Linked DNA regions of Mus musculus: region 1 is linked to region 2. A link is a loop called in an ENCODE intact Hi-C map of the cell type or tissue named here. Cell type or tissue: heart. All regions are shown on one strand. Links, peaks and the distances in the headings refer to the core of each region. The heading gives the core; the rest is flanking DNA. Region 1 holds the start of Fry (FRY microtubule binding protein). Region 2 overlaps Fry (FRY microtubule binding protein).

Region 1 (16,286 bases), core at 4,522-12,521, 110 kb before region 2:
TATTTTCATTGCTACTTTATAACTGTAATTTTGCTACTGTTATGAATTGTGTTGTAACTATTCGATATGCAGGATATGCGATATGCAACCCCCTAACCCCCAAAGAGTCATGGCCCACAGATTGAGTGAGAACCACTACTTTATATAATGGTTCTCCTCCCAGGTGTGGCAGGCAGGCATCGTCTTGGAACCTGGCACAAGGTGTTTTTGCCACTAGGTGGAGATGGGGCAGCTCCTCAGGGCAGGATGCAAATGGCAAGGCACCTGGTGACCAGCCTTCCCCAGAGAGAGTACCTTAGTGAGGTGAAGTGGCCCAGTTGTCCCTGTCAAAGTGGTATGTCAGCCACTCATTATGTGTTCCTGACCCCACACAACTGCCGCTTTTCTCTGCTCCCACATATTTCCTTCATTTCCATCATTCTGGGAAGAAACCCCCATACCTACATCTTGCGTGCGCTCGACTGGCCAGGAAGAACGACGCTGCAACAGGATCCTTCTGCACACGTTTATTGGGAGAGCTTGATTGTAGAGGTGAAAAGACCCCAAGCCCAGAACTGGTGCTGCTTTTATAGGCCTAGGAGAGGCGTGTCTCACACCTGGATTGGTTATGCACTACGCCTCATTTGCATGTTCCTCATCTGATTGGCTACTTTCTCTCAGTACCTCACAGAGCCTCATTATCATACCTCATTTGCATGTCTCACATCCGATTGGTTACTCTCTCTCAGTACCTTACAGAACCTCATTATCATACCTCATTTGCATGTCTCACATCTGATTGGTTATACTCTCAGTACCTTACAGAACCTCATTATCATGCCTGGGCCAGGCAGTGTCTTTGCAAAAAACTTTATTGCATATGTACACATTGGTTGTTTGTCCAAACTTATGCGTGGTGGCCAGCAGTAGTCAGTGCCACTCTGCAACGGCACATGTGGCTTCCCACACCTACAAACCAGATCCCCTACATCCTTCCCTGTCGCCCTGGCAATAGCAGTCCGCACTCCGTCTCTGACTTCGCCTATTCTGTATATTTCTTTTTTTTTTTTTAGATAATTATGTATTTATTTTATGTATGTGGGAACACTGTTGCTATCTTAAGACACACCAGAAGAGGTCATTAGGTACCATTACAGATGGCTGTGAGTCACCATGTGGTTGCTGGGAATTGAACTCAGGACCTCTGGAAGAGCAGCTAGTGCTCTTAACTGCTGAGCCATCTCTCCAGCCCCAACTATTTCTTATAAACAAGTTTATAAGATCTGTGACTGTGCTGGTTAGTTTTTGTCAACATGGCGTGAGCCCAGACGTACTTGGGAAGAGAGGGGCTCACTTCGGTCACTCTGGCTTATAGGCATGTCAATGGGGCATTTTTTTAATTGCTGATTGATGTGGAACAGCCCCTGTGAGCACTGTATCTCTGGGTAGGTGGGCCTGGCTGTATAAGGAAGGAACTTGAGCAAGCCAGAGGAAGCAAACCAGTAAGCAGCGTTCTTCTGTGGTCTCTGCCTCAGTTCCTGACTCCAGGGTCCTCAACACTCCAGAAGCAGAGACCAGCAGATCCCTAAAGATCACTGGCTAGCCAACAGTGAGCTCCATGTTTGATGACATACCCTGTCTCACTCAGAAAATAAATTGGAGAACCATAGAGGAAGACACCTGAGGTCAACCTCATGCCTCTGTACATGTGCACACACATGTATGCATGAAACCACACAAACACATCCATAGAGCACCTAACCCTCACCCACGTCATACACACACACACACACACACACACACACACACAGATTTGCAGCACAAAAGTACTTGAGAGCCTTCCAGAACTTGTCCGTCAAAGAAGGGAGCCATTAGCCACTGGTACACGTGCCCTTGGAATGTGGTTTAGAAGTGCTGTAAAACACACGGCATATTTAAATATTTAATGCTAAGAGAAATCAAATGTCATGCCAATAAGTTTTATACCTAGTGTGTACTGGAGTGGTAATGTAGCATACTGGGTTAAAGAAAACACGGTATCGAAATCAATTTCCCACTTATTCTTAGCTAATTATTCAGATTTTAGAGTGGCAGTTGCTGCTATGTTGGGTATCACCGGTCACATCAGGGCTGAGGGCTGATTTGAATAGTATTCAAGGCAACTAAAGGCAGTCATTTCCGCTTAAGTTTGATGCTGATTTCCTCACCATTAACACTAGATTAAAAGACAGCGGAGGAAGGACTGATGAGTTTGTTGCAAACTCACCTTATAATTAATAAAATCCTCATTATGAGAAAGGCTTGCCATAGGCTCTTCCTCCTGAGAATTCTAATAAGAGGCCACATCTCTGATCTTTCCTTAGTCTTTAGCTACTGGCTGTCTTAATCACCACAATGAAAATTGTATGCAAAAAGTGCTCTGCAGAGGGAAGGGTTCGTGGACAAGGCTGGTATCTAAACAGAATTTCAAAGCAGGGGGAAAAAAAAGCTAATTGGAGAAAAACGAAGGTGGAAAATAGGTCTTGAAGCAGGGTGGAGTATTTCTCCCGCTGTAGTCGCCGCCCATCCTGTATTTATCCAGGGGTGGGAATGACATTTGGATAAATCTCAGGCAAACCACTAATACATTCCTGGAGTTGGTGGATAGCCATTTACAGAGCAGGGCACTCATAGCCTGTCCCTAAACTGAACACTGAAAGTCCTGTGACCAGGTGTCAAAGAGAAGGTCTCTCTCTCTCTCTCTCTCTCTCTCTCTCTCTCTCTCTCTCTCTCTCTCTCTCTCTCTCTGGTTTTTTGAGACAGGGGGTTTCTCTGTGTAGTCCTGGCTATCCTGGAACTTATTCTGTCACTCAGGTTGGTCTTGAACTCAGACATCTATCTGCCTCTGCCTCCCAAGGGCTGGGATTAAAAGTGCGAACCACCGCAGTCCTGCTGACCCCTGCTCTCTTACAAGTCTGATTCTTTTCCTGATGGAGCACTGAGCACCCTGGGAGTGCAAGCCTTCCCACCCACAAACTCTCCTTTGAGATGATGAACCGGCTTCACGTAAATGAGATCGTTTTGAGCATTTCATGGATGAGAAAGAGTAGGTCAAAGGTGTAGGTAGATAGTTGTGGCTTGAGGGGGTAGGGTCTGCCCCTGAATGTGCATTTTCTTCTGGCTAATGCCTCTGAGGGACAGAATCATGGCCCTACCCTGGCATTTCCTTGGGCCTCTCTGGGTGACCTCACCCAGCCTGCCTGTCTGCAAAGCCCATTTCTCTCTCTCCCCCTCTGACTCTGTCGCCACTGAGCTTGGCAGTTGGAACCTCTCTCCGGAGCAGCAACCTTCCCTGGTCCAGCTTCTGACAGCCCCACCCTCCCACACAAAGCCTTGCCTGTCTGCTCACATAGGTTGGGGATGTCCCACCCTTTCTAAAAACATGCGTCTAAGACTTTCTGGCCTCCAGAGATGGCTTGTCAGTAACATATGCTCCCCAGTGTGTCCAAACCCTGCCTACAGCGGGGAAGCTGATGTATGAACATTTCTATTACCCACTGTCCTAAGGCTCAACATCCACGGTCTAAAAGGCGGGAAGTGGGGTTCAGTACCAGGAAGCTTCATTTATATACTGGGAGGCTCTGAAGGTAGAGTCATTGACTCTGAAGGTAGAGTCAGTGGTTCGAGAGGTGGCCATAGCTCTTCTTTTTAGAGTGTGGGTTCCAGGTGAATGACACTGTCTGCTTCACTTTCCGTCTCCTTAAGCTCAGTAAGAATAACCCGGCTTTAGCTATTTCTCTCTACAGTGGGTTAATCGGAGTTTCGTGGTGTCTAGTTCTATCGCTTCCTCCAAGCTGATCACGAGACGAGTAAGCCACCTGCCTGCTTCAATATTGATTTATCTTTCTTGGGCCCCGCCCCCACCGACCCCCAGCTTTGCGTTTCTCGAGCCACCAGCAAGCCCGCCGATGTGTGTAACCTTCACGGATACCTCTAACATTTGCCTTATCCAGAAGGCATCGAGAAGGTGGGTTGATGCCATTCATCACACACTACTCTGTTTTCCTCTAACTCTGGCTCCTCCCTCCAAATATGAAAAAAATCAAATGTCAGCCCGAATACAGAAACTGGTAGATGATTTTGAAGAAATGATTTGCCCAGGATCGTGTAGCACCAGGACCAAATCAGAAGCAGAGCGAGCCTTCCCAATCCCTGGTTTATCAGCCGTTGTTGGTAAGTCACTGTAAACACGTGATTACATGCAGAAAAAAAGCATCACTGGGTGTGTGTAATGTGAGCATGTATTGCTTCCTTTTCTGCTGCCATAATAAAATGCACAGCCGGAAGCATTTTTTTGTTGTTGTTTTTGTTTGTTTGTTTGTTTTTTGTTTTTTTTTCGAGACAGGGTTTCTCTGTGTAACCCTGGCTGTCCTGGAACTCACTTTGTAGACCAGGCTGGCCTCGAACTCAGAAATCCACCTGCCTCTGCCTCCCAAGTGCTGAGATTAAAGGCGTGCGCTACCACGCCCGGCAACCGGAAGCATTTTAAGAAAGAAAGCTTATTTAAAATAACACTATGGTTCCAGAGGGTTAGAGACTATGATGGTGGGGACCACCCGGCCGGAGCAGGAAGCTGGTCACATCTGAGACCACAATAGGTAACAGAAGGAAACGGAAGTGGGCGGAACTACAAGTTCGCAAAGCCTGCCTCCAGTGACGTACTTCCTCCAGCCAGGCTGTGCCATCTGAAGATTCCATAACCATCCTAAAAAGCACCACCAACCTGAACTACATGTTCAAATACCTGAGCTGGAAAGAATGGCTGCGTTTGCCAAGGATCCAGGTTCGGTTTCCAGCACTGGCATGGTGGCTCACAACAATCTGTAGCCATACTTCCAGAGGATCCAGTGACCTCTCCGGGACTCCTTAGACCCTGGATATACATAGTGAACATGCACCCGTATATGCAGGTAAAATAAATACCTATACATAACGAGATAAAATCTTAAATAAATAACAAGCTGCAGATACACAGGTGTAGATTGGTCCATGAAAGTTACCTTGGTAGCCAGCAGGGGGGCGTGGCAGGGTAGGGGAACATGTCAGGGGCCCCTCCCTCTGCAGCAGGCAGCACCCCTTCCTCTTGCTTTTCTTTCTCTGACTCTGGGCTTACAGGGACATTTTGTACCGGACACTTGTCATTTACCTAAATGCTCAATGGCTGGCAGGTCTGTGCGATCCACGTTGTTGACAGACAAGAAAATAGGCGAGGAAATGCGTAAGGACTTTGCTGTGTGTACACAGCACAGACTCAGCTCTGGCATATGGCGCCTCACTCCCTCTTTCTAACTCATAGATTATTGGTATCTTTTCTTAAACTCACAGTTCAGTATCTGAGCAGAGTCTATGGAGAGGCCTGCTTCTCCTTTCTAAGAGTAGAAGCCTGAGGTAGCTGGTACCACAACTCCAGTGTGTGTTCTAATGCTAGTCCCAGGCCAGTCCAAGGTGCTAGGAGCCGCATCTTTGATTCAGCTTGGTTTCTGTGACATGATGTGGCCTGAGGCTGTTAAGTGCACAGTAACTGTCCCCTGTCACCTTGGGTGGCAATGGCATCTGGAGGGCTGGTCCCTGTGCTGAGCAGGGGATGGGGTGGTTCACGCTCCCTTGTTTTCTGCTGGCATTTCTAAGGGTCCCTTGTTGCTTTCTGCTTAGGAAGACTTCCCTGTGTGCGGGACCCATATCTAGTTCATCTGTCCCGGTGCCTGGTTCCTTCGAAAACGCCTTTGCCGAGGAGCTGGGTAAAAAGGGATTTAAAGCTGCTATCTTTTAAATGAAAGCTGTTTTAGGAAACATGATTTTTCCTTGTTTGTGTCTGAATCCATTCAACAACTAACTCTGCCTTAATGAAATTCTGTTGCATTCAAAAAAGTTAAATGTATTTCAATCCACTGGGGGGAGAAAATTATTCGCTGTGGAGCGGAATGAGGTCAGTGTTTTCCACACTCACAAATCGGGTTCTGAGCACTTCTGTGTCTGAGGGGCGGAGGTTCCCAGCTGTTCTGTGTCTGAGGGGCGGGGGTTCCCAGCGGTTCTGTGGCTGAGGGGTGGGGGTTCCCAGCGGTTCTGTGTCTGAGGGGCGGAGGTTCCCAGCTGTTCTGTGCCTGAGGGGTGGGGGTTCTCAGCGGTTCTGTGCCTGAGGGGTGGGGATTCTGAGCGGCTCTGTGCCTGAGGGGTGGGGGTTCCTCTGTGCCTGAGGGGTGGGGGTTCCCAGCGGTTCTGTGTCTGAGGGGTGGGGGTTCCTCTGTGCCTGAGGGGTGGGGGTTCCCAGCGGTTCTGTGTCTGAGGGGTGGAGACTTAAGGAACAGGTTCCTGGTTCTGGTGGATGATTTCGCAGGGGTCCTCCCAGTCAGAGAAAATTGTATTGTTTATTGTAACACTTGACTCTTAGGGTTTCTCTTGGTGAGATTTCTATTTCATCCCACTCTGTGAAGAAGAGTGATGACCTGGGCATATGTCTCAGTTGGGGAACCTCGTGCCTGGTACTTCTGAGGCCCTGAGTTTGATTCCCCAGCTCTGCAAAATGAAACCTGAAATCGTCGTCACTAATGTTTTAACTCAGTCTAGGAGGTGCTTAATTTTCCTCAGAACAAAGCCAGTGTTTGTTTATTTTGTTTTGTTTATTTATTTATTTATATGAGTACACTGTAGCTGTCTTCAGACACACCAGAAGAGGGCGTCAGATCGCATTACAGATGGTTGTGAGCCACCATGTGGTTGCTGGGAATTGAACTCAGGACCTCTGGAAGAGTAGTCAGTGCTCTTAACCACTGAACCATCTCTCCAGCCCCCGTTTTTGTTGTTGTTGTTGTTGTTGTTGTTTTTTAATGCATTTATTTGTTGGTCTGTGGACATGTACACACTATATAGCACATTTGGTGGTTAGGCGTCAACCTATACAAGTTGGTTCTTTCCTCTGGCCCTGTGGGTTCTGGGGTTGCATCCCAAGTTACAGGGGTTAGTGGCAAGCCACGATACTGGCCCCTCCAAACAGCTCTTAGATCATGTGTCATCATGGAACTATAGCATGCTCGCGGTGGCTTCAGGTTTGCTGATGTAGCCTTTGTGGTTTTATCTTTCTGGATTCTTCTGCCTAATGTTTGTTATGTGAGTGTACACTCAGTGATGGTGACAGCTCGTGGTCCTCACCTACACCCGTCCACAGGGAAAGGGGGCATACTCCACTCCAGCCCTGTCATCTCAAGCTTGGAAACCACTGAGTAACAGCTTCGGAGGTAGGCAAGCATCCAGACGGCCTAGCTTTGGTGTCCTAGTTTACTTCTGAAGACCACCATTTTAGCCTCAAGAAATTGTTCAAAAAAATGCTAGGAAAACATAAATAAATTATGAATTAAAATGTAAACGCGCTGCGCTTTTGTCACATTTATTTGTCTGTCTGTCTGTCTGTCTGTCTGTGTGTGTGTCCATGTGCAAATGTATGCTATGGCACATATATGAAAGTCAGAAGACAGCTTGTGGGACTTGGTTCTCTCTTCCACCACGTGGGTCCCAGGGATCAAACTCACTGGGCTTGGTGGCAGTCACCTTTTCCAACAGAGCCATCTTGGTGGCCCCCAATTGTGCTTCTGATACTGAGCAGATAACCCTCAGTAGGCATGAACAGGAGGGGGGAGATGAGAGAAGCAGACAGTTGTGACGGGGGATTGGGGAGGGTGGCATCAATTCTGAGACTCAGTCTGAGCACCCTTTACCAGCCTCATCCTGCACTGTCACCTCATAAGTGGGGATTCTGGGGTCATGTTGATCACCCCCTTCTTGGAAAATTTGTTCTTTCCGTGCCATCCAGCACACCCACCTGTCCAGACCTGTGTCTTGGTTATAAAATACATGTGCTGCCCCTGGACTGAGTCCTCAGCTGGCTCCATCCCACAGCAGGGTAGGAAGAGCCCTTCCACCCTTCACATGGAGAACAGCACCTGGCTGGAATTTTCTCAACAGCCATCCGACCTCCACTGTGGGTCAGGGGTCCCTGGAGAGACACGACCTGTACAGTGGATCAGATTACTGTGAGGAATAATGGCATCTCTCTCTAGGCTCCTCAGGGTACTGCAAAGCTCCGGGGAACAATTCTTCAACCAGGAAAAAGCCAGGGAAGTGGGTGGTGAATAGGCTGTCCGCTATCAGGGATTCTGGGTGTCTCTTCCCTGAACATTCTCTGAGGAAGTCGACCCTCAATCTGGTTTACAATTAAAAGTGATGGTGATGATGATGATGGTGGTGGTGGTGGTAGAGATGATGGTGACGATTTATCAACAATGAGTGACTAAATGAGCTAGACATACATTTTATTAGCTAGGTGACTTTCACCTTATATTTCTTTAAACCTCAATTTTTCTCATCTACTCTTAGTCCCTCCCCAGCTTGCAGGTTTGAAGTGAGGATTAAATATGATTTTAAAATGTGTATTTTAGCAAGGAATTTATATTCTATAAACATAGATGCTCTCGTCAGTTGCTAGCCCCTGTCTCAGGCTACTTTCTGTCTCTATCTCTCTTTCTCTCTCTTCTCCTCTCTCTCCCTCCTCTGTCTTTGTCTATCTCCATCTTTCTCTCTCTCCTCTGTTTCTCCTGTGCCTCTGTCTCTGCCTTTCTTTCTGTCTCTCTTTCTCCATCTTTCTCTCCTCTGTCTCTGCCTCTGTCTCTCTCTCCTCTGACTCTTTTTTATGTCTGTCTGTCTCTCTGTCTCTCTGTTTCTGTCACACACACACACACACACACACACACACCCTACTCTTTGAAACCATTCATTTCTGGCTGCTCTCCATCATTCCCCCTCTTATCTTTCGTTCAGCCCCCAGTGCCTGTTCGCTGTCTCCAGAGACGGCTCAGGACTTTTAGGGACGTGAGAACTGAGATAGCTATAGGTTGTCTTAAATGACAGTGGAAGTCAGGGAGCAAGCCAGGGACAGATTCTGATTTTATTGTTCTACTTCAAAGTAGTTTAGGTGCCTTCAGGTTTGTTTTTGTATTTTTTTTTAAATGAGCCCCTCCCCAAGAAAACTGGACAAAAGAAGCTGGTCTTGTCCCAGCTTGCAGCAGGTTTCGTTCCCTTTGATGGGCCAGACTTTGAGCAGAGCAGAAGGCCTCTTCTGTTTATTTAGGATGTATGTCCACTTACTAAAATAAAAGTGTGGAGCCTGATACAGAACAGCCAATTCACTCTTCACAGGAAAAACTAAATGCCATTTTTTTTTCTCCTAACTAGCTTTAAGTCTTTATCATCGTTTCCTTTGAAATGCATGGAGTGACCAGGAAGTAGGCTCAGAGCACCACCGAAAAATTTTAAAACCTGTGTTGGGAGTTTTCTAAAGGATTTATTCATTTCTACTTTATGTATACGAGTGTTTTGCCCGCATGTGTATCTGTGCATGCAGTACCTGTGGAGGCCAGAAGAAGGCGCTGCAACCCCCGGAACCAGAATTACTGATGTTTGGGGATGCTGGGTACTGTATATGGGTCCTCCTCAAGAACAGCTGAGCCCTTTCTCAAGTCCCAAATTAAGATGTAAAAAGTTTATGTATTTAAGGCTGGGTGTGGTGGTGCACACCTGTAACCTCAGCACTTAGGTGGTAGAGTCAGGCGGTCTACATAGTCATTTCCAGGACAGCCAGGGAGACAAAGAGAGACCCTGTCTCAAAAACAAACGAACCATAAATATTTATAGTGGCGATATAGAGTAGCTTGTTTGCTTATCACAACCTGCTCTCCCCCACTACTTACTATTACTATTGGTTCACTAAGTAATGGAATATGAGAGTGCTGTGTGCAAGGAAATGTTGCCTTGATTATGCCCACTGTATAAATGGGTGCATTGAGTATGCCTACTGTATAAATGAGGGTCCAAGGTTTAGCAAAGTTAATAATTTCCCTTAGGCTTCAATGCAAGTGAAGCTAGCTGGTGCCAGGTGAGACTGGGGCCCTGGGAGAGCCAATGTAGCATTTTTCTCAGTACCCCTGTGGCTTGTTCTTTCAGTGCTGTGTAAGATGGGGGAGTGCCAACCCAGTTATTAATGGATATTTTTGAAGGAAAGCCTTCCAATCATCTTTTACATAGATCTCGTACATTCTCGGTACAGCTGATTAAAAAAAAAATGAACTCATCACTGAAGTATGCATGTGAATTAGGGAGACCTCAGTCTGATGAAGGATTTCAGGAAGCTGAAGCATTGAGTATAGGAGTGTATCCTGTACTGTATCCATATCCACATTCACAGGTAAACCAGGACATTTCTAGAAGTGGCATTTAATTGGTTTTTAAAGTTCTTTGCTAGAAAAAAAAAAAGTATACTGTCCTTTCGTTTCTCGAATGAATTAGGAGAGGAACTAGGAAGTCTTGTTTGTGTGTTGGCTGGAGGACGGAATTTGTACGTTTGTGTGCCCGGGCGGGGGGGAGGGGGGCGGCGGCGTTAAATAATTACTACATTATAATTCATTCTATTGGAAACTTCCAGTCATAGATATGCTGAGGAAAAGAGGGCCCAGTGGCTTTCGAAATGGCTGGTCAAACCTCACCTGACAGAGGTTCCATCGTTGTCAAAATACAATTCTCTTATTTAATCCCTCCACTAAGCCTATTAGTTGTGAGAAACAAAGCCGACTGAAATCAGGACACATGATACCAAGAATTAAGGAGAAGGCAGGCGCCTAATGCCTTTGCATCCTAGCTCCTTCGTGCTTATGAAATAAGGTGTGTTGGTCTGTGTGAGTCTTAGAAATGACAACATGAAGAAACCGGTCCATGGTGGAATCCGGGCGTTCGCTAGGCAAGCCGACTAAGCATGTGTTCCTTCCCTTCAGGCTTTGAGGCTAGGGTGCCCCTCAAAAAGCCTGTATTGCACAAAATGCGGATCCCCGTCTGCACATCCCAGAGAAGGAAGGAAAGGCCAGGCAGGCAGGCGTCTGGCTTCTCGGTTGCAGCGATGACAGAATCCCCCCCCCCCCCCCCATACACACACACACACACACACATACACACACACACACACACACACACACTCACACACCCCTCCCCAAACGCCGCTGCTTCCAAATGCAAGGGTGCAGCTGGCTTACCGCAGAGTGCCGCAGTTGAGTGTTTTCAGGGACAGACACAAGGGGAAATCGCAGCCCGAGCACACCCCGGGCTGCCGCCTGCCAACCTTTCTGCACCGAGGAGCCTCAGGCAGCTGGCAAATTCCTAGTCCCTCCCCTAGCGAGCTGGGAGGTGGAAGCTGGGTGGGAGCTCAGGTTGAGAAAGGAAGGGGCTGGGGGCGGGGCTTCAGTCCATCCCTCAGCGGGGGGCTGCAGGGTGGGCAGCCAGGAGGCCCAGACATCTGTCCACCCGGGTGCAGCAGCAGCTCACAGTGCGGGTGGGGACTCTGCCACCATACCTGGCTGTGGCTGAGCATGTGGGCGGCCGCAGGCAGTAGGCAGGCATTGCTGCTTATGTCAGCTCTGAAATGAAAGCGGCTGAGGCCTCTGCCTCTGAAGGCTTGCAAGGGAGATCAGCACCCAGCAAATAAGAAGCCAGCCCTGGCCCCGGAGGAGGAGGAAGAGGAGAAGAGGTTGAGCATCCCTCTCCCGGTGTCCTTTAAATGAGGAGCGTGGCCGTTTGCTTCTGACCCTCGCTTACATCACTAACCTGTGACAGGCACATCTCCACGCCCGGTACCTGCTCCTCCAACTGCAGCTTCTAGTCCTAGGGGCTTCTTTGTATGAGGCAGACATGGCCAGCCAGCAGGATTCCGGCTTCTTTGAAATCAGTATCAAATATTTACTGAAATCCTGGAGTAACGGTGAGTGATAGAAAATATATATATATATAATTTTTTTTTTGGTTTTGTTTTCTGGATGCTGCTAAGGTTGGAGCAATCATATCTCAACTGGACACATATGTTTGTGAGCTGAGGAAGTTTCTCTCTCTCTCTCTCTCTCTCTCCATCTGCTGTGAAAATCAAAAACGTCAGTGTCTGAACTATCCCTGCTCAACTTTGAAGGCTGCAATAAAATTAATAGATTTTTTTTTCCTTAGAATTTCCAGAGATGCGGCCCTTCTGACTCTGGGGAGGGCAGGTTCGGCATGCCAGGCTGCATTGCCTGCCTGGTGTTTGTTTGCTGTGTTCAGGCTTCATCTAAATATTTTGTGAAGTGCAGCTTAGCCGAAGGGGTGTGGCAGGGTAGAGAGTACTTTGTAATTGTCTTATTAACAATTATTGTATTATTGACAATTATTGTAATTGTCTGAAGAGGGAAAACGACTTGGAAGTCCAAAACCTAAGACTCATCTTTGTTAGGCACAAACTGGTCTGCAGATCCATTTGGTCTATCCCTGGTACCTGTGCATGGTGTTCAGAAGGCTGTTTATCTGTTCCAGCTTCTAGAGGTCTTAGTTGCTCTAGTACAAGCGTGCTTCTGAAATGTAAACAAGTATGGGTCTGACCCAGATGGTTCCTTAGGCTATAAAAATATCATGGTTCTGAAGTTGCATTTCGGACCTATATAAAAATTGTTAGCAATTCACTATTTCAAAAAGGCAACCTCTAAGCCATCCTGGGTCTGGGTTAGAAATCAGAATGAGGCCTTTCAGATGTTCAGGGATACCTTGCATTTTTCTGCACACTTTAAAAACAGAGTCTTATTGATGCATCTGCTTTTGTGCTGATTTTGTGCCAAATGACTGACAGATCTTTTAGACGCTCTCGACTGTTTTGCATTAAAATTTTGTTTCTAAAAATTATTTTCTATATTTTATTGGGTATATACTAATTAACCTACCTGGAACCCTGAGGGGTACCGAACGTATCCTCCACGAATGACCTGTAGCTAAAAATCCTTTTTATGTAAACAAACCTAGGCAAGAGAACTTGGGCTAGATTGTTTTGAGAAAGCTGAAGCGCCTGTCCAAAGATATTTGGGGGTTGCATCTGTGGATGATCTCCACAGAAGCCATTTTCCCCAGCTCAGGGAGCCCCACTGTGCACTAGGGGGCTTGTCTGGAGTGTTTCTGTACAAGCGGGAGGCCATTTGGGAGTAGTGCTGCTGCTTTGTTGAAGCCATAAATCTTTTAACTTGGGTTCATTTTCCGGATACTCCATACTCACAGACTCACATACGAATCTTCCTTTGTCTGGTGACCCTCTGATTAATGAAAATAATTTGACAGACTGGACACTCCAGAGAGCAGTTTATCTCAATGGAAAAACAAACAACCAAACAACAAAATCCCCCGCTTACAAGTGTGACATCAGGATGTGGATTTTAAGCTTGTTTGACGAGTCCACAGCCTGCTTCTTTCTATCCGGTTTTGCCGTGCCTCACTCAGGATGGGAAATTATGCTTTATGTTGTACAATACCTAGAGGGATTTCTCTAAAATCTTCTCTTCTTGTCTGTCTTCCAAGGACAGGTAACCGCTTCACCTTCTTTAAACTCCTTACTTTCTCCCAGCATCCCCACACCAAGAAATGACTCAAAATTATTGTCCATCTCAACTTTGAGAGTATCTGTGACATAATTTCAAATCCTCCCAGTTCATTCAGGAAAGATTTACTGAGTACCCTGCTACATGCCAGGCTGTGGGGTATGTGGAAGAGACAATTACGACAGAGCCCCGAGCAGGTGTCCTAATTCCTTTATTTCGAGAGACTGAAGGTGGTAATTATCCAAGTGTTCTTGAGGGTGGGGCAGGTCTGGATGGTTTATACCCCTTTCTTAAAAGAGGAAAGGGAGTCTCGCACTAGCTGCCTATCCCCTTTGGAGCTTGTTGTAACTCTTACCTGCGCCCAGCCTGGTTGGCACAGTTCTCATCTCTGAAGTTTTACACCTTTCCAGTAGCGAACAGAGAGAGGAATTTGCCTGTACAAAACACAGAGTGGAAAACAGGAGCCTCGGGGCTTCGCCTATGAGTCTAACCTTGGCTGAAAGGATGTACCGCGGGGCAAGCAGCTCACTGCGTGCTTGCGCATGCCCAGCTTGCCAGGTTGGAAAGCCGAGGGTGCCCGCCCACATACCTGAATGGAGAACCAGCCCCCTAATTATGTGGTGGTGCTTATTTACACAAGTGCGGCAATTAAAAAGCAATGAAACAAACTCTGCAGCTACAGCTGACTACTTCTGCTGGGCAGTAGTAAAGGGAAAGATGACGTCATAAACTTTCATGGGTTAATGTTTCCATTTGATAGAGAAAGGGCACGTTGTGGGGCAAAATGTCACTATATATATACATCTTTGTCTCATCAGAAGAATTAACAAGCTAATTAAGCAAACTGGTCTCTGCCTGGTGAGATGAATTGGTTTCTACTTGGTGGCTTCAGACACTTTTTTTTCCCCCCTGTGGCACCACACACACCACACCCATCCTGTCAGGCTGCCCTTCGTTCGGTTTGAATGAAGCAAGGACTTGCAGTAGCCTGCTGTCTGGAAATGTCACTTCCTCTTATACAGACTCACCGTGTAGCTTTTTCCCTAACTTTCTTGGACAACTGTCCCGGTGTTCCTTCCACTGTATCCAGACCTTCCTGGGCTGACCATTTGCTGTCCTTGGTGTCTGTGGCCACAGCCACGGTCTTCTCAGCCCTACTGAGAATATTCTTTGGTCTTCTTAATATCATCTCCTAATCTTTCTCAGGGCAATATCTTCCGTGCCCCCCCCCCTCCACCCTACCCCCTGCACTCCCGTCTTCTCTCTTCTTTCCCTCTCTGTCTTCGGCAGTTCAGGGACTTGTTCCCACATCCCTGACTGTTCCCATCTCCACCCCATAATCTGGCAGTCCCTCACTACGAGTCACAGAGCCAGAGGGGCTTGCCGCCAGTCTTCTGGGGCCTGTGCTTGGGTGGCCGTCGATTAACCAATGACTCTATTTCCTCGTCCGTGAAAAGCAAGCAGAAGTAACGGGTGCCTCGTAGGCATGGGGTGTTCAGGCACAGCACTTGGGACAACATCTAACACACTGCGAGAATGTCTGATAAATGCTAAAATAATACAGATGTGTTCTGGCACTCCTTTGCCTTCTGAACCTAAACTTAAAATGTGGCCTAGATTGCCTTCTTCCCTGCGCCTTGGCATCCTCAGTGGATTATTTTATGAATGGTCAACACTTACTTCACCCCTGGGCAAGAAAAGTCTAAGGAGAGATGGCAATTCGGATTTACTTTCAAACTTAACCCCCCCTCTTAACCCTCCCTTTTTATCTCAACCACTATCAACCCCTCCCCCCTTCCTTAAATGTGGAGCTCTGTGGAGTTGGCTTGGGAGTGTCTCTGTGGCAGGAAGTTGCTTTGGCCTTTAGCATCACTCCAGATGAAGTTTGGAATGGCTAGCTTCAAGCTCCCTCACAGGGGAGGAGAGTTTACACAGACAGAGAGTGAGTGTGTGGGGTTCAACTTAGTCGTCTGAAAAGCCTAAATGGCTTCCTTGTGCTGCTAACCACCGTATGACGCCCAGGGAACACTGGCCCAATGAGCTGCATAGCGCATATTCAGAATCACCTGGCTCCTTCCAGGGCGATGTGCACCCTTCCCCTGGAACCTAGCCAGCCTTTGCTGCCCACTGAGGACATCTTTATGTTCACTCAATCTTTCAGGGCCTTAGAACTCCCCACACGATGAACAGCTCTGGAAGAACTAAATAACCTCTTTGCGTAGAGATTGGTGTGTGCCCCACCATGGCTAAGGGTGTTCTAAGGAAACTTGTGTGCGTCAGCAGAACCGGAGTCAGGATTCCCAGGTGTAGTGAGTTAATTCTGTGGATAAGGACGATATCCACTGAGCTTGGTGGCTCACGATTGTAATCCCAGCACTTCAGAGGTAGAGGCAGATAGATAGGGAGTTCAAGGTTACCCCCATCTGTGTAAGACCCTTTCACTGACAGAGGCAGGGGCAGGGGACAGGGGAGAGAGAAAATCTATTCAGCACAGAAATGCTGGCTTGATGACATTAGTTGCTGAGCCAAAGAAATCATGGGTAGTACAATGAACTGTACTTAGTGTTGGTGTGTAAATATACGGCAGGTGAGCCTCAAAGGCTCCAAGAGAAAGACCTTTTATAGAATCAGAGTAAAGATGTGGAAAATTAATATTAATAGAGTTGCCTGAACCTATCAATAGGTACAGTTCAAGTACAGACACATTTTGGGGGTGTCTGTGGTGTGTGTGTGTGTATGTGTGTGTGTGTTAGAACTCAGGGACTCATACAAGTGGAACATATGTTCTACCACTAAGCTACATACCAACATTTGATCCTTTCGGTGGAGGATCAAGGACTGTTGGCTTTATTG
Region 2 (16,286 bases), core at 3,780-11,779:
TCAAGAACGATGCTGAATTTGAAGTGTGGACCACAGGAGCTCATCCATCAGTCATTGTTTTTTGCTAGTTCAAGGGAATAGGTGTGTTTCCCTTTAAATCTCCCTTAGCCCTCGAGGTGTGTGCTACCTGGCTAAGGAAAATGATGGTGAGCTGTGTGTTCGTGTTCTTTGGATGGCTGCCTGTTGCTATCTTTGTCGTCTTTCCAGTTGCTGTGGCAGAGGGGCCTAGTTAGACAGGAAAAGCACAGTAGCACCTCTGTTTATTCTGTCATGAACAAATTCCTGCCGCGCTTACATTTGTCTTGGTAGTGTTTATAGCAGGACCATAAGCGCTCTTTCAGGAATCCCCCTTAATTACAGGAAGATTTCAGGAAAAGGTAAATATATATAAATATATTTACTTTCTTCTGCATATAAATGTACACACACACACCTGCTGCTAAGACAAAGACAGACTACTAGGTATTTTTTGAGTGAGAAAGCCAATAACATTTTCAAACTGAGTGTGCCCTCATGGCTGCCCTAGCTTCTCTGTTCCTGTGGTAAAACACTGACCAAGAGCAGAAGAGGAAAAAGAACCATTTATTTAGCTTACAAGTTATAATCCATTATGGAGAGAAGTCAAGGCAGGCTCTGGAGGCATTAACTGAGGCGGAGACCATGGAGGAATGCTACTTACTGGCTTGCTCCCCTGAGCTTGCTCGCGCAACTGCTTTTTTTTATATAGCCCAGGACCCATCTGTCTAGGGATGGCATCGCCCACAGTGGGCTGTGTCCTCCTGTGTTAATTAATGATCAAGACAATGTCCCATAAACACAGACCAGTCTGATGGAGGCAGTTCCTCAGTTAGCTTTCTCTTCCTGAGTGACTCTAGTTTGTGTTAAATTGACAGAAAAAAACTGGCATAATAGTGGTTTTATTTCTATGGTGGTTGAGAGCATAATCTAAACTTCTAAGTTTGCTTTGAGAGTTTGTAAGTGAAAACGAAGCTAGTCAGTCAATCAGCTTTCCGTATCATTGGACCTGAAACAGACATCTTACTGTATGTATAATACTAGCTGGAGTTCTAGATGATTCTATGCAGTCATCATCAGGAAGCGCCCATGAGTTCTTGTGTTTGTACAGCGTGCATTGCATTTATTTGAGGCCGCGTGGCCACAGAGGACATGCTGAAGCTTTGGGCGCAGTGAATGTGTGTTTCCTGGTCTGTTGAGCTGCCAGTCACCCTGCAGCCTCCACTCCTGTCTCCTCAGGCCTTATACCCACTGGTGACCTGTCTCCTCTGTGTCAGTCAGAAGCAGCTGTTCCTCAACAGGTGGCATGTTTTCCTCAACAACTGCTTGTCCAACCTTAAGGTCAGTATTTGTCAACTCGAATTAAAACCACCGTATCTATGTATGAATCTTGGTATATAATTGTCGTCTCGTGCATCTAAGTGATAGGAAATGAAATGATCATTTTACTTAGCTGATCTGGACATGTGAAATTATCTCAGATACCCTGTGACACCTCTGTCCCTTTTGGTCGAGGTAGATATTTTGGAAACAAAAGCTCTGTTCTGTGGAAGGATTGCTCTGGCAGAGGGCATTGCCTCCTGCCATTCTTGCTTGTGATCTGTATACTAAACACTTACTGCTCTTCAGGCAGAGAGCACAGGTGTTGGGGGATAAGATGCGTAAAGCCACAGCCCCTGGGACCAAGGAGCTATAATAAATAGTTATAATAATTGGCTTTGAAATTGACTTTGAATCAAATAGGAACATTCTTTCAATTTTAGTGACTACACAGGGCAGCTAGATGAGAACCCTCTATAACATGAGAACAGATTCTCCTGGTGTGTTGATGCTTGCCAGTAATTCAAACCCTGGAGAAGCTGAGGATCACAAAGTTGAGGCTAAACTGAACTATATAGCAAGACCTTTTTTATTTTCAAAAAAAGGAAACCAGGAAAGATGGCTCAGTAGTTGAGAGTGTTAGCTGCTCTTCCTAGGATCTAGGTTCAATTCCCAGCATCCCCATGGTGACTCACAAATGTCTGTCACAGTTGTGACAACTCTAGGTGGAGGAGATCTGATGCCCTCTGTGGATGCCTAACACATAGGTGGTGCATAGATGCACATGCAGGCAAGATACTTAGGCGCATAAACTAAAATAAGTGAATCTTTATAAATTATTTTACAAAATAAAGCAGATAAGTGCAAATCAAGAGAATTGGTCACAAATTCCAAAGCTGTGGCTCAGCTTCTATCACTGGCCCAATATTTGCTACTTTCATTAAAAAAATAATAATAACTAAAATTTCTTGCATATGCTTATACATGTTGCCTCATTTTGTGTATATGTATGTTTTCCCCTCAAGACATTTTAATTTAGAGAAGTAGTTAAGATTAATTATGTTATTTTGTTATTTACTGTAATTATATAATAGTGTACATGGGCCTGATCTCAGCGCTGACTATGTCCTGGCTCTAAGAACTGATTATGAAATCCAAGATTGCAATCATTCATTTCCTTCAAGTTGGCAACGAAATCTAATAGTAGCTGGTAGAAAATGACACTCTCAGGGACGGGCAAACTGAAATGCCTTTCAGGGTCAGCGGTGGTTACACAGTGTCCACTCCCGGGCATCGGCTGCACCAGCTAAAGGCCTCCCTGTACCACTTTCCCTATTGAGGAAACTCAGTGTCTTAGTCAGGGTTTCTATTCCTGCACAAACATCATGACCAAAAGCAAGTTGGGGAGGAAAGGGTTTATTCAGCTTACACTTCCACATTATTGTTCATCACTAAAGGAAGTCAGGACTAGAACTCAAGCAGGTCAGGAAGCAGGAGCTGATGCAGAGGCCATGGAGGGACGTTACTTACTGGCTTGCTTCCACTGGCTTGCTCAGCTTGCTTTCTTATAGAACCCAGGACTACCAGCCCAGGGATGGCACCACCCACAATGGACCCTTCCCCCCCTTGATCACTAATTGAGAAAATGCTTTACAGCTGGATCTCATGGTGGCATTTCCTCAAGGGAGGCTCCTTTCTCTGTGATAACTCCAGCTGTGTCAATTCGACACAAAACCAGCCAATATATTCAGTTACAAATTCTAATATTTACAGTGTATCTTTTAAGATGTAAAGTGGCCATTTTGTTCAAAACTAACACAGAATAGTTAGCTTTTGTCATCAGGACATAAGTGAGAGTGGTGTAGGAAGAGCAAACTTCAGCTAAGGAATTGACCTCATCAGGTTGGCCTATGGGCAAGTCTGTGGAATCTTCTTGATTAATGACGGATTGGGCAGGGCGAGCCCATGGTGGGCAGTGCCACCCCTGGGCAGATGTCCCTAGGTCCTATACGAAAGTAGGCTGAGGGCTGAGAAGTGGCTCAGACACTAAAGGTTAGACTCACAACCAAAAATGTAAGAAAGCACGCGGAGCAAGCCAGTGAACCAGTTAAGCATCACCCCTCTGCAGACTCTGCATTGCTCCCTGCCTCTGGTTCCTCTTGGGCAATGGGTGTGAGGGAATAAAGGGAGTGGGAGAAAACCCGCCTCCCGCCAGAGTTCCTGTGCTGTGGGTGGGAAGATGCGGGAGGACTGACACGTGCATTCCACACAGCCCCGGGTGGGTGTCTGGCTGGGGGAAGCCACTGGACCCCAGCTCAGCAGAGGGTGCACAATGGGGCAGTCCTAGGTTCTCAGTCTCAGGCATCCCAGATACCGCTAAACACCACTCGGTCATCCCCAGGGCTGCAGGGAGAGAGGGGGTGCTGGGTGGTTCCCATGCGCTGAGAGTCCTTGGTCCTGTCTGTGGCTGGAGCACAGGAAGGCCTTCCAGCAGGAGGTTAGTTGTGGCTCATTAGGAGAAAGCCTATCCCATCGTTCAAGCACAGTGGGCCTTGATGAGCAAAGACAGTCTATGGTTTTACAGCTTTATTGTAGAAAAGCAGGGAAAAGGAGAGAAGGTAGAAAAGGTAGAAAGAGGGAGACCACCAGTCATGGCCATGTGGAGAGAAGGGGGAAGGGAGAGAGAGAAGGAGAGGAGGGGCCAAGCAGCCCCTTTTATAGTGGACTGGGCTATCTTGCTGTTGTCAGGTAACTGTGGGGAGGAGCATACCTGGCTATATAGTCAGGTAACTGTGGGGTTGGAGTCTAGCCAGAATGCCAAAAGCTTGGGACATTGTCTGCATGACTGATAGTCACAGAATTATGGAGTTGGGGGCTCTGTGATGTCAGGCACCTGTCTCTGGGAACGTGGCTCGCTGTTCTGACCCTTGTAGAGTTTTCTACTGGGTCGCCAGAGCAAGCCTCATTCAATCAAAATAGGCTGCCTTTCATGGCCCCACAGGTTCCTACCTTGGCCAAATGATGGACTGACTGTAAGTTATAGGCCGAAAACCTTTTCTTTCCCCAAGTTGCTTTTGGTCCATGTTCTATCACATGCAACGGGAAGCAACTAGGGTAGAATTTATGTTTGATGATTAAGAATGCTTTATAACACAGCTCTCTGGATATATTGAATACATCTGGGGTTAAACATTAAAATATTTTGTACGATGATTTATTGCTGTGGCCCAAAGAGCCATTTTGGGGTTGACCCAAGTTGCTTTTGAAACAGAGCAGGGCAGCTTACTCTGAAAATTAATGATTTCAAAATTAGAATATTCTTTAGTGCTCCTGTAAAAGCTTGGCAGAAAAAAAAAAAAAAAAACAAGTAAAGGGTTATAAGCTGCCCCTGGAAAGACACAAGTGTAGGCTCAGACAATGTTTCCCTACACAGGCATTTCACGATAGAAGGTTCTAAAACTAGAAGCTGTAAGATCAGGATGAACCTGTGGGATCAGTGCTACACAGACTGGAACACGTTCCAAACTCCAGTTCCAATCTCCAGGGTGTGCACCATGCCCACTGTTGCTGTCACGGAGTGGGATGCACAGGGGAAGAACCCTGTGTCAAATGTGAGCCCTGGACAGACTTCATCTGTGAAGAGCTCTGGGTTGAATTTTGTAGAAGTCTTGTATCCCAGGAAACATGGAAGAGCAACTTGTTAGCCAAGATAAGGGCAAGGATTGGACTCAGTGAGTAGCCCATAACCACCTGTAACTGCAGCTCATGAGATCTGACACCCTCTTCTGGCCTGCATGGGCACCTGCACCCATGCTCACACATACACACTTAAAGTATGAATCTTTAAAATGTAATGAAATCCAGGTATGAGAATGGGCACCTGTGATCCCAGAATTAGGAAGCCTGAAGCAAGAGACTTGCCATCTTCCCAGCCTCCTTGCTTCCCACCTTCCCATCTTGACTTCTTTCATTTATAAAATGAATAAAAGTAAAAGACCCTGTTATTTCATTTAATAACAGGGTCTTGTTCTATATCACAGCCTGAACTATATATATCTTTAAGCCAGCCTGTGATACATAACAAGACCCTGATTCTAAATTCATAAATAAATGCTAGGTTATCTATATGGATGGTAAACTGCTAGAAGCCAATGCCCTAATGGAAAAGGATATTCAAAAATTGCTTGATGAATTCCAAGCAGAATAAAGTCATATCGTTTATGTTTAAATCTGAGCCCAGTACGAATTAGATGTGACTGTTCCTAATGTCATTAATACATAGAACACATTCTAACCCCCATCTTACACATTCAATAGGGAGGAGATGCCTGAAGAAAACTTGGCTTCGAATATAAACTTTACCTTAAATAGCTTCGGGGGTTTTTATTTTCTGTTACACAATTCCATTTGAGAAGGGACCAGACCCTACCGCATGTACCCCCTTCATAATCTTCTCCCCTACTCCCCCAGATGCTTCAGGGTGAGGAGCCCAGCATTTGCATCCTCCATGTTACCCTGGTAGCTTCCGCTGGTATGTTCTGCAGAGCCAAGCTGATGAGGGTCAGAGTGACTTGTGTGAGGAAGAGAGCTGTGCACACAGTCGCATGTTCTCAAAGTAAACCCACCCATTTAACATTGATGCCTTAGTCTGTCTACAGCATGAGACAGGACAGGCTGGGAGGAGCAGGCTGCCTTGGGAGCACAGGCAGGAAGTCTTTGGTATTTATACTTAGTTAACGTAGTCACCCATATTTATCACTGTGGAGTGATGGGGACTTTCAGTTCCTTGTCATTGAGGTATCATCCTTCAGTCACTCCTGGTCAGTGATTTCTGTCTGTTGTGTCTTAGGTTAGAGTCTGGATATCCTGAGAGCAAGAGGTAGAGAGAGAGAGGAAGAGAGTATACAATTGATGCCTACGTTTGTGTCAATCATACAACACTTAACTGGAAACGAGGGGACAGGCTTTGAAAAGTTACTGGTACTTTCAGAAAGTCATGTTCATTGCACTGATTACTGCATGCTGATTTTTTATGCTCCAAGCTGTCTAGTTGGAACCATTTCAAATTCTCTTTTCTTTTTCTTAAAAAAAAAAAAAAAAAAAAAGATTTATTTATTTATTTATTTATTTCATGTATGTGAGCACACTGTCGCTGTCACACCAGAAGAGGGCATCAGATCCCATTACAGATGTTTGTGAGCCACTGTGTGATCACTGGGAATTGAACTCAGGACCTCTGGAAGAGTAGCCAGTGCTCTTAACCCCTGAGCCACTTCTCTAGCCTAAATTCTCTTTTCTTGAACAATAACAATAAAATAATGTCCCAGTGAGGCCCAGATTTTTTTTTAAAGGAAATAAAGAAACCTTAGAGGTCAAGAAATTCCCTTACTGAGCTGGCTGGATGGTTAAGAGCATCTGCAGGTCCCATGGAAGGAATGGAAAGAGTGGGTTATATGTAAGAAGGGTGGTATCTGGGGCTTGCTGGCCAGGCAGGATCTTCCTCGTAGAGTTTGCTAGGGCAATTTAGGGAGTTGCAGAAGGATGCTATGATATGAAGGGTGCCTTACCATGAGGTGGGGGCAGAAGTGGTCCTGGTGGGCAGATCCATAATGCCCCTCAAGTTCATATGCCTCAGGAGGGCTTTAAATACAAAACGTAACTTATTTCTTGTATTCTTGGGGTATTATTTGACTGTACAGAGATTAAAAGAGAGGAGACAGGCTGGATGCAGGCATCACTGATAGCATCCTGAAATGGCAAAGTCAGATACCACTACCTACTCTCTGGGCAGAACAAATACAAATTTAAGCCAACCACGTTGCTGTTCAAATTTTAGGAACAATCAGAATATTTGTTTAGTACAATAGAAAATACTGTTCCTAAAGAATGAACAGATAGGGGCTAGAGAGATGGCTCAGTGGTTAAGAGCACTCACTGCTCTTCTGAAGGTCCTGAGTTCAATTCCCAGCACCCACAGGGCAACTCACAACCATCTCTAATGGCAGTTTGGGTATTCGATGCCCTCTTCTGGTTTCTGCAGGTATTGCACCCATGTGGTACCCTTACATATATGCAGGCTAACGTTTATACACATACCATTTTTTTAAGTTGAAATTAACCCAAAAGGCATTGAGAAAAGCCACTGGAACTGGAGATCTCAGTCCGCAGTCAGGTTGAGAAGATATAGGCTTTCATGGTTCACAGTTTGAGCACTGGTTTATGCGAGAATTTCAGGTGACTTAACTGTGCACTAGACACACTGAAAAGGGAACTTTGTAAGGGAGAGATGGACCCACTGAGACTAGAGGCAGGTAGATTCATACCCACACCAGCTGAGTTCAGAGGCTGCTTTTCATCATTAAGCAAGAACACCAGAGACAGACAGTTGCTGATGTGGGTCAGACTGCATAGTCTGGTTAAATGAAAGGAGAATATACATGTAACTTCATTAGTTACAACCCAATTTAACAAATCAAAGCATTGTACAAATCAGATCATTAGCATGCAAAAAATTTTTAAATTGTATATAAACAGGCACTTCTCAAAAACTGGATCCCACCCCACTTTAAGCTAGACAAGTACATGTAACATTTACATAGAAGGGTAAGCATTCGAGAATATGAAAAACTTTTGTAAAAAAAATTTGCCTTTAAATATTAATATATCTGTTGCTCTTATTGTTTTTTAAAATCTGGTGCTGGGTACTAGATTTAAGCGTTGAGTACTATGGGCCGGCATTTAATCCAGAAGCTACACCCATAAACCCTATTGTGCAATTTCTTTTTTTCTTTAAATTTTCTTATAGGTATATACTGTATTTTGAGTTATACTTCCCATGCACACCCCATTCCTCCTACCCACTTTTCCCCTTCCCCTTATTCCTTATCAATCCCCTCTGTCTCCCAGGTAATTTCACTTCTACTTTTATTTAATATTCACAAGCTTTATGTGACTACATAAAACTTAGGATCACAAATATGAACAAGAACATGTAACATTGCCTTTCTGGGACTGGCTTAATCCTCTCAATTTGGTTATCTCCAATCGCTCCTGTTTGCCTACAGTTAACTTAGCTTTGCACCTCTTTATGGCTGAGAAGAAATCCTATTTATTATTTATGGCATTTTTTTCTATCTATTTCCCATTGCTGGATGCTGCAGGGACCATTGATGTGCATTCTTCTCTGTGATGTGACCAGGTCCAGTCCTATGGCCTAAGTCAACCAGGGTGTGGAGTCTGCGTAAATGTACAGGCGTACTACAGCTGGGCGTACTACAGCTGGGTCTGACGGTGGAAGTACTTAAAAAGTCATGGACAGTGGAAAGTAGATGTGCCAGTTATTAAAATGTATTATGACTATATTAATTAAATTACTATTGTATTCACATTTGGGTGGACAAATAGAACAATGAATAAATAAATAAAATAAGCTAGGAGCAGATACAGATACATAGTAATAAATAATAATATGCAATAATTACTATTACCATATCAGTATTAGTTAATTTTCTTATTAATATTTGCTGTATTTATTATATATTTCGATAGTGTATAGTATAACCTAGTAATATTAGTAATGAAACAAACTGGGAAAAGATAAAGATACAAATACTCTCCTATCCTACCTTAAGAAACAGGAGCTAGGGCTAGAGAGATAGCTCACGTGGTTAAGAGCACTGCCTGTTCTTCCAGAGGTCCTGAGTTCAATTCCTAGCAACCACGTGGTGGCTCACAACCATCTGTAATGAGATCTTGGGCCCCCTTCTGGCACACAAGTGTACTCAAAGATACTCATACATTAAATTAAAAAAAAAAAAAACTTAAAATATTTTTTCTCCATGTCTAGGTTTTAGTATAGTATGTAGTATATCTTAGTCTCACTAAGTATTCAAGAGTAATTCAGATGCAATGGAGAATAGAAAAATCAGAACAATAACTGCATGAAAAGACATCATCTATCATGGGAAGACCATCCAACTCTTCTGTAAATGCTATGCCATTATACTGGTTGCCTGGCACCTCCTGAATTTCCATTTTGGCAAAAGACAGAGCGAGGGCTTCCTGTGACATTCCCCTGTCTCACTATCATGATCATAACCATGGGTTATTTATCCAGTGAACACCAGGAGGCAGATGGTTCAGGTGACCCAGATGGTGACATATGCCTTGTATGTGCCTGCCTCCAACCCGGTTGGCCCTCCCCACGCTTAGGAAAGACCCTCCTACATAGTGTGCATTCAACTAGTAACCTTACAGTTTGCATTCTGTTACAGAATAAAGACCCCAAAATGGCTCGCGTTGCCTTGGAATCTCTCTACAGATTACTGTGGGTTTACATGATTCGAATCAAATGTGAAAGCAACACGGCCACTCAGAGGTAAGGCCGGGTGGGCGTGAGCGAGCATGACAGGTGAGCTGGGCACACGCAGGGTGAGCCGGGTGCCCTTGCAGGGCGCTAGAGTCAGGCGTGCTCAGCCACCACACCATGCCCGGGGTTCTCTTTTATGGCTTCCCGACCTGGCCTGGCTAAAACCTGCTCAGAGCCAGAACTTCACCACTGTCTTAGCAGTAGGTCTTTAGCAGCCTCCTCTGGGACAGGGTCTGCACAGGGTCTGCTTCTGTGCAGCATGCAGCACTTTAAGGAAAGAAATAGCTGTCTATTATTTTTCTAGCTGCCCTGGGTTTTCCAAAAAAGAAAAAGAAAAGAAAAAATAGAACCTCTTCCTAAGAGTAATTGTGCCAATGGAAAGGGATGAGTTGGTTTGGTTTGGTTTTTTTTTGGGGGGGGGTTGTTTGTTTGTTTTCTGTTTGTTTGTTTGTTTGTTTGTTCTTTGTCCTCTGATACTAAGATGAAATTTGCATCATCCCCTGACAACTAGATCTCAGCCAACCTTGCTTGTTTTCTCTTTTTCGCCTGCCCTTATCTTGCAGCCGACTCATAACCATCACCACCACGCTTTTCCCCAAAGGGTCCCGCGGCGTGGTACCCAGGGATATGCCTCTGAATATCTTTGTGAAGATTATCCAGTTCATCGCCCAGGTAACGCCCGTATGTCTGCAGCGGCCCCCTCAGGCGTAGTAATCGCGTAAACAGCCCGCAACGATCCTTCATACATCCTGACCTCTTAGAAAGGGATTGCTTCTCCACACAGCCTATTCTTTTGCTTCACAACAGTCCGTGGATATGTTGAATGCCTTTGGCCTCTAGGAAGTAAACTGAGAGATGAAGTTTAACTGATTCCTCCAAGGCTACAAAGCCCAGCCGTAAAACCTCTGTAGCACAGATAAGGGCCTGCCTGGGTCAGCCCCAATCACAACAGAACAGAGGAAACTCTTGTGACGCTCTTAAGTCTCCCCTTCCCACTTTCCACAGATCTCTGCTCTGTATTCCGCAAGTAAAGAGGAGTCAAAGGCTCTGATATTTGGCAGAACTTTAATCTAATTTGAAAAGATGATTTAGTGCAGTTGAGGAGTAAATAGCAATTTTCTAATGTTTCTCTATGGGGAGAAAATAATTTCATGGGGAAATTATCATTTACCCACTTTATTCCTTTGTTCAAAACTATTCTAAGCAGTTTACACATGAATTAATTTACTTTTAAACAGACTCCAGTAATATTGAAGCTGGCTTGGCTGTGATCTATTATTCAAACTTAAGATTTTTTACTTAGATCATTTATGTGGGGAAGGGGTTGGTGGACTAAGCCCAGGATCCCTGCTCATACCAGGGGTATACTCTACTGCTGAATTGCTCCCCAAGGCTACTGTTTCATTTATTCACTGGTGTGTGTGTTTACTTATTTACTGATTTGAAACAATGTCTCATTATTTAACCCTGGCTAGCCTATAACTAGCTCTGTACACCAGGCTGACTTTAACTCACCTATCTCTGCCTCCCACATGCTGGGCTCAGAGGCAAGCACCACCATACTGAACTTATCTCTTTCTTTTTCAGATACTTGGTGAGTAAATTTTTTACCCTCAGTTTGACCTCTGTGACTTATGGAGGCACTGGGGGTCTCCTGCACTTGCTGGGCCTCTGTCACAAAGCAAACCTCAAACTAAAAAATATCTTCTGTCTCAGTTTCTAATTTATCTGTAAAGCAAGGGTAGAAGTTTTTGCCCATTTATGCCTCAGAATAGTATATGGCTGAAGGAAATTATAGGCATGCAAATGCTGCTGAAGTACAGTTGATATTAATATACAGATAAGTGGTTCAGAGCAGAGACTGGAAAGTAGCATCTCTCTATTGTGACCAATGAGAGAACTCTTTAATACGTATCCCTAGAGAAAGTGCACTCCTCACTCTGCCAGTGGAAAATTTCATATGAATTTTCAAATGTAGCCTCAAAGTATATGTGGTTTGCCTATTGTGGAATAGTGTGTATAAAATGAGCATGTCATATAATAGCAGTCAATGATGTGTATGACCAGGCTCCACCTTAAATGTTCTATCTCAAGTGTTAATTCTTCTTCCCCCTTGAGTTTGATTTTTATAAAGAAGTCAGAGGATTTTTTTTCAATGTTAAATGGTAGAGGAAAACAGTCATTTTGTAGTGATACCATCGTCTTAGTCAGGGTTTCTATTCCTGCACAAACATCATGACCAAGACGCAAGTTGGGGAGGAAAGGGTTTATTCAGCTTACACTTTCCACATTGCTGTTCATCACCAAAGGAAGTCAGGACTGGAACTCAAGCAGGTCAGGAAGCAGGAGCTGGTGCAGAGGCCATGGAGGGATGTTACATAATGGCTTTCGTCCCCTGGCTTGCTCACCTGCTCTCTTATAGAACCCAGGACTACCAGCCCAGGGATGGCACCACCCACAATGGGCCTTTCCCCCCTTGATCACTAATTGAGAAAACGCCTTACAGCTGGATCTCATGGAGGCATTTCCTCAAGGGAGGCTCCTTTCTCTGTGATAACTCCAGCTTGTGTCAAGTTGACACACAAAACAAGCCAGTACAGCCATTAAGAATATATTTCTCAGCTGAGTTTAAAAACACTATCAACATATATCATACAAGCTGGAAGAACCTAGGCTGTTTCTGGTTCAGACGCCCAGGTGTCCTGTTGACTTGGTATCTGTACCTCCAGCCTTACTGTGCTCAATTCTGTGTGTTGCTGCATCATGGTGGCTCCCTGGACAGTTCTGGTGGCCCTGATCTTCCTTCGGGGGCTCTCCGTGACCCATAACACTAGGCAGTAGCCCTTCCAGAAGCCACCTGTTTGCTGCATGTGGTGTTAATTTGCATTTTTTGTTATTCTTGGCGTCTCATGTTTTTATTTTATTCTATTTTTCTCCCCCACCCCCAACCCCCTCCAGGAACGTCTGGACTTTGCAATGAAGGAAATTATTTTTGACTTTCTCTGTGTGGGAAAACCAGCCAAAGCTTTCAGTCTCAACCCAGAGGTATGAATAACTTTCCATGGGAACAGAGCACACGTTCATAGAGCCCATACCTTTGCTCTGAAAGTCTCGGGCCCCAATGGGGCAGGGCTCCGATGGGGGCGGGGCTCCAATGGGGGCGGGGCAGGGGAACACCTCTGAAGATTTTTCTGTCTGTTCCTGCTCGTGTCCAAATTTGAGGGTCAGTTTTTCAGAGGTAAAATTTGAGGAGAGCTGATTGAGGTGGACCCAGAACCTGTGTGCTATGGGGCCTCTCTCCTTTTTAATGGAATCATTCTCACTTCAAAGACTGTGTTGAAACAGATGAGTAAATGTGGTAGTGGCGAGGTTGCTTCAACACAATGGGATTAGGGAACAGGACACAGGCGCTTGGTACTGTGACCATATCCCAGCTCCCCACACACAGGGAATCCTTGGCTCTGCAAATGACTGGTAATCCAGTCTTACACTTAAAAGAAACCACCCTCAGCCAATAGAACCCTGCCAGCCCGGCTGCCTTCCTGCAGCCCTTATTCTGTGCAATGACTTCAAAGAATGCTGGGTCCAAAGCCCGGAAACCAAGTCTACCACTTGTGGTGGGGTGCCACTGCCTTTTCTAGGTGTGTGACATTTACTTGTGACTCTCAGCTATTCCATTGGTAAAATGGACAGAGTACTTTCCTGGGTTCCTTCACAGAAGAGTGGGTCTGGACTAAAGCATTGCAGGCTAAAAAGGGCATGAAGGGGAGGAGGATAAAGAAAGTAAAGCAAAGGAGAAGAAAAATATCCTGTGCCAGAGAACATATCCCTGAACACGTATCTCTGTCATCTGTAATATCCTGACTCCTTCATTCCAAGGAAATTGGTCCAAAGGACCGAGGCCCAGCATAGCTTGTTAGCTGCCCCCAAACCATCCCTGCATCCCCTCCCCCTTCCCACCATACCCTGCATTGTCTGGTGGCTGATGACCTCACAGGCCTCTGTGAGTTGTTGCTGTCACAGTCAGCAGCTCAAGAGGAGGTCAAATCCAGGGCCAGATGGAGGCCCTGAGCTGGACAGTGGCAGATTTCTCTTGCCGGCGACATTCTCAACATCTTTTTCATTTCTCAGTAGTCATAAATCTACTATTTTAATAATTCTCAGAATTACTGGGTTACTCGGTAATACTCCGAATTATTGTTGTCCCAGTCAGGATTACTGTTGCTGGAACGTCATGACCAAAAGCAAGTTGGGGAGGAAAGGGTTTATTTGGCTTACACTCCACATCATAATCCATCACTGAGGGAAGTCAGAACCGGAGATCAAACTGCGCAGAAACCTGGGGGCAGGAGCTGAAGCAGAGGCCATGGAGGGTGCTTTATACTGGCTCCTCATGGCTTGCTCAGCCTGCTTTCTTATAGAACCCAGGACCACTAGCCCAGGGTGGCCCCACCTACAACAGGCTAGGCCCTCCCACATCAATCACTAATTTAAATAAATGCCTACAGACCGATCCTATGAAGGCATTTTCTTAATTGATTCTCCCTCCTCTCCAGTGCCCCCCCCTCCCCCGGCTTGTGTTAAGTTGACATAGAACTAGCCAGCACACATGTCTAAAGCGAACATCTCTGATGCTGCTTCCATATACTGAGTATAGTCACACTCACCTGCCATCTCAGTCCTTTGGAGACTGAGGCAGCCGGATGGTGAGTCTAAGCCCAGACTGGCCTGCTTAGCAAGACCCGTCCCAAACAAGCAGAGCGCTCGCGGTCACCACCACCTCTAACGTTTATCCTTGGGTCTGTCTATGAACTCTTGGCCCAGTCAATGGCTCGTTGGCTGATCCATCTGTGAAGAGCAGCCGAAATTGTGGTTTAAAGGGAGAATCCAGTAGGAAAAAAAAAAAAAAAGATTTGGGTCTTTTACATCTCTTTATCTTTATTAACGTCACCTAGTGTAATTTATTCATTGGGTGTCTGCGCACACATGCTTGCGTCATAGTGGAGTGTGGAGGTCAAAAGACAACTTGGGAAGCCAGTTCTCTCCTTCTACCACGTGGGTCAGGAAGCTCAAACTTAAATCGCCAGGTTTGGCGGTAAGCACCTTTGCCCACTGAATCAGCTTGCCAGCTCCCTTCCATGTCTCTTCCTCTTGTAGGGGGAATAGAAGCATTTGCCTATTAGCAGCTGACAGTTAGAAGCCATCAGACTACACACAGCCAGCTTGGCTCGGGGAAAGGCCTGACTGGGGCAGAGAGGTAATGAAGAAAAGACAGACACAGAGGAATCCAGGATAGAAATCTGGGATCTGGGTGGTCTGGGCTCTTAACTGAAGAAGCCACAACATTCTGGAAGCTCAGCATGTTTATTACAGAGCTGAACAGCGAGGCAGGGTTATAGCATACAGCTGGACAAAGGAAGCAGGGTTATTACTTACAGATAAACAAGGAGGTAGCCGGATCAAGGGGAGAGGTTTAGCTCTCAGTAGGAGCAGCCTCTGTAGGGGAGCAGCCTTTAGGCCATAAACGTCCAATGGGGAGAAAACTATATATAGCAGACATATTCTGTACACACTGGCAGTACTCACACTTGTCCCACTGAGGAAGTCTTTGCCATTTCCCTCTGGTCCTCACTCCAGGGGGAAAGGCTTTGCATTCCTCCATGGGTCTGAGACTCTGGGGTCTTTGAGATGGCCAGCTTATGTACGCACACACACACACACACACACACACACACACACACATTCACTCGAGATATAACTTTGGGTTTCTCACTTCCCTATACAGATCCCATTCAGACACAGGCATTCAGCAGTCAGAAAACAGAAGTTAGTGTTTCCTAACAGTGATGAAAAATGCTGCTATTGGGTACAGTTTCTTAGAGATTGGCCTGTTAGGGCTTGCTTATCTGTTGATTGTGTGATTCCATAGGGTCTCGCACTGGTCTTGAACTTGCTGTATCGCTGAGCATGACCTGTCCCAGCCTCTGAAGTAAAGAAACTATAGGCTAACATTATCATCCCTGACTCCATAATGGCTCTTAAATAATGTTTTTGGAATAGTTTGTGTAGCAAGGCTCGGAGACATAAAGGGTTATCCTAATACCAACTGTGTTGAGCATGAACTCAACAGTTGGGGAGTGTCTTGATAACTGTCTTACTGAATTGGGGCCTGGAATATGTACTGTATGCCCATCGTCATGAGACGTGACATATCTGTGACATGAACTTCTAGGCCGTCAGTTTCTCACTCTTTTGCCCTGATCTAAAAGAACATGGAATTGGAGGTCCTACTCAGTGCTAGAGGCAAGGAAGAACCCTGTGTGCTGACAGATTGGAAATGAAAGGATAAAGCTGTTTTTATCCATGAGCAAATATGGTAGAAAACTGCAAAAAAAAATCCGTGCTTGGTGGGACACACTTATAATCCTGCAGCATTTGAGAGACGAGGCAGGAGAATCAGGAGTCCATGGTTATCCTTGATTATATAGGGAGTTCAAGGCCAACCTTGGCAACGTGAGACCCTGTAACATAGAAAACAACATTAGCACAAACAAAGATATCACTATTTAAAAAAGGAAAAGGA

What was found. Hi-C counts contacts between places; a loop is a spot of excess contacts. Peaks named below come from ENCODE experiments on the same cell type or tissue, not always from the same donor. Only the 100,000 strongest peaks of a DNase experiment are listed, where the experiment ranks them.
Region 1: a loop joins it to region 2, with 2.0 times the contacts of the local background. A loop is called at or near these places in 4 of 42 quality-filtered maps.

What each region holds. Positions count from the first base shown.
Region 1 is chr5:150,248,530-150,264,815 of GRCm38, forward strand. Fry (FRY microtubule binding protein) reads left to right here and starts at 11,401. Exons shown (of 61, transcript NM_172887.2): 1 at 11,401-11,809. The coding sequence starts at 11,740. In heart, for the core only: CTCF peaks have their summits at 9,419 (motif pointing right) and 11,153; a DNase peak (open chromatin) is centred at 11,332; H3K4me3 peaks cover 2,716 bases; H3K27ac peaks cover 3,173 bases.
Region 2 is chr5:150,359,861-150,376,146 of GRCm38, forward strand. It overlaps Fry (FRY microtubule binding protein), which reads left to right. Exons shown (of 61, transcript NM_172887.2): 11 at 1,255-1,356; 12 at 9,609-9,712; 13 at 10,267-10,375; 14 at 12,662-12,748. Among named protein-coding and RNA genes, the nearest start is that of Gm36299, 40 kb to the right of the region's middle. In heart, for the core only: CTCF peaks have their summits at 5,144 (motif pointing left), 7,359 (motif pointing left) and 9,102 (motif pointing left); no DNase peak of the experiment used is centred there; H3K27ac peaks cover 1,991 bases.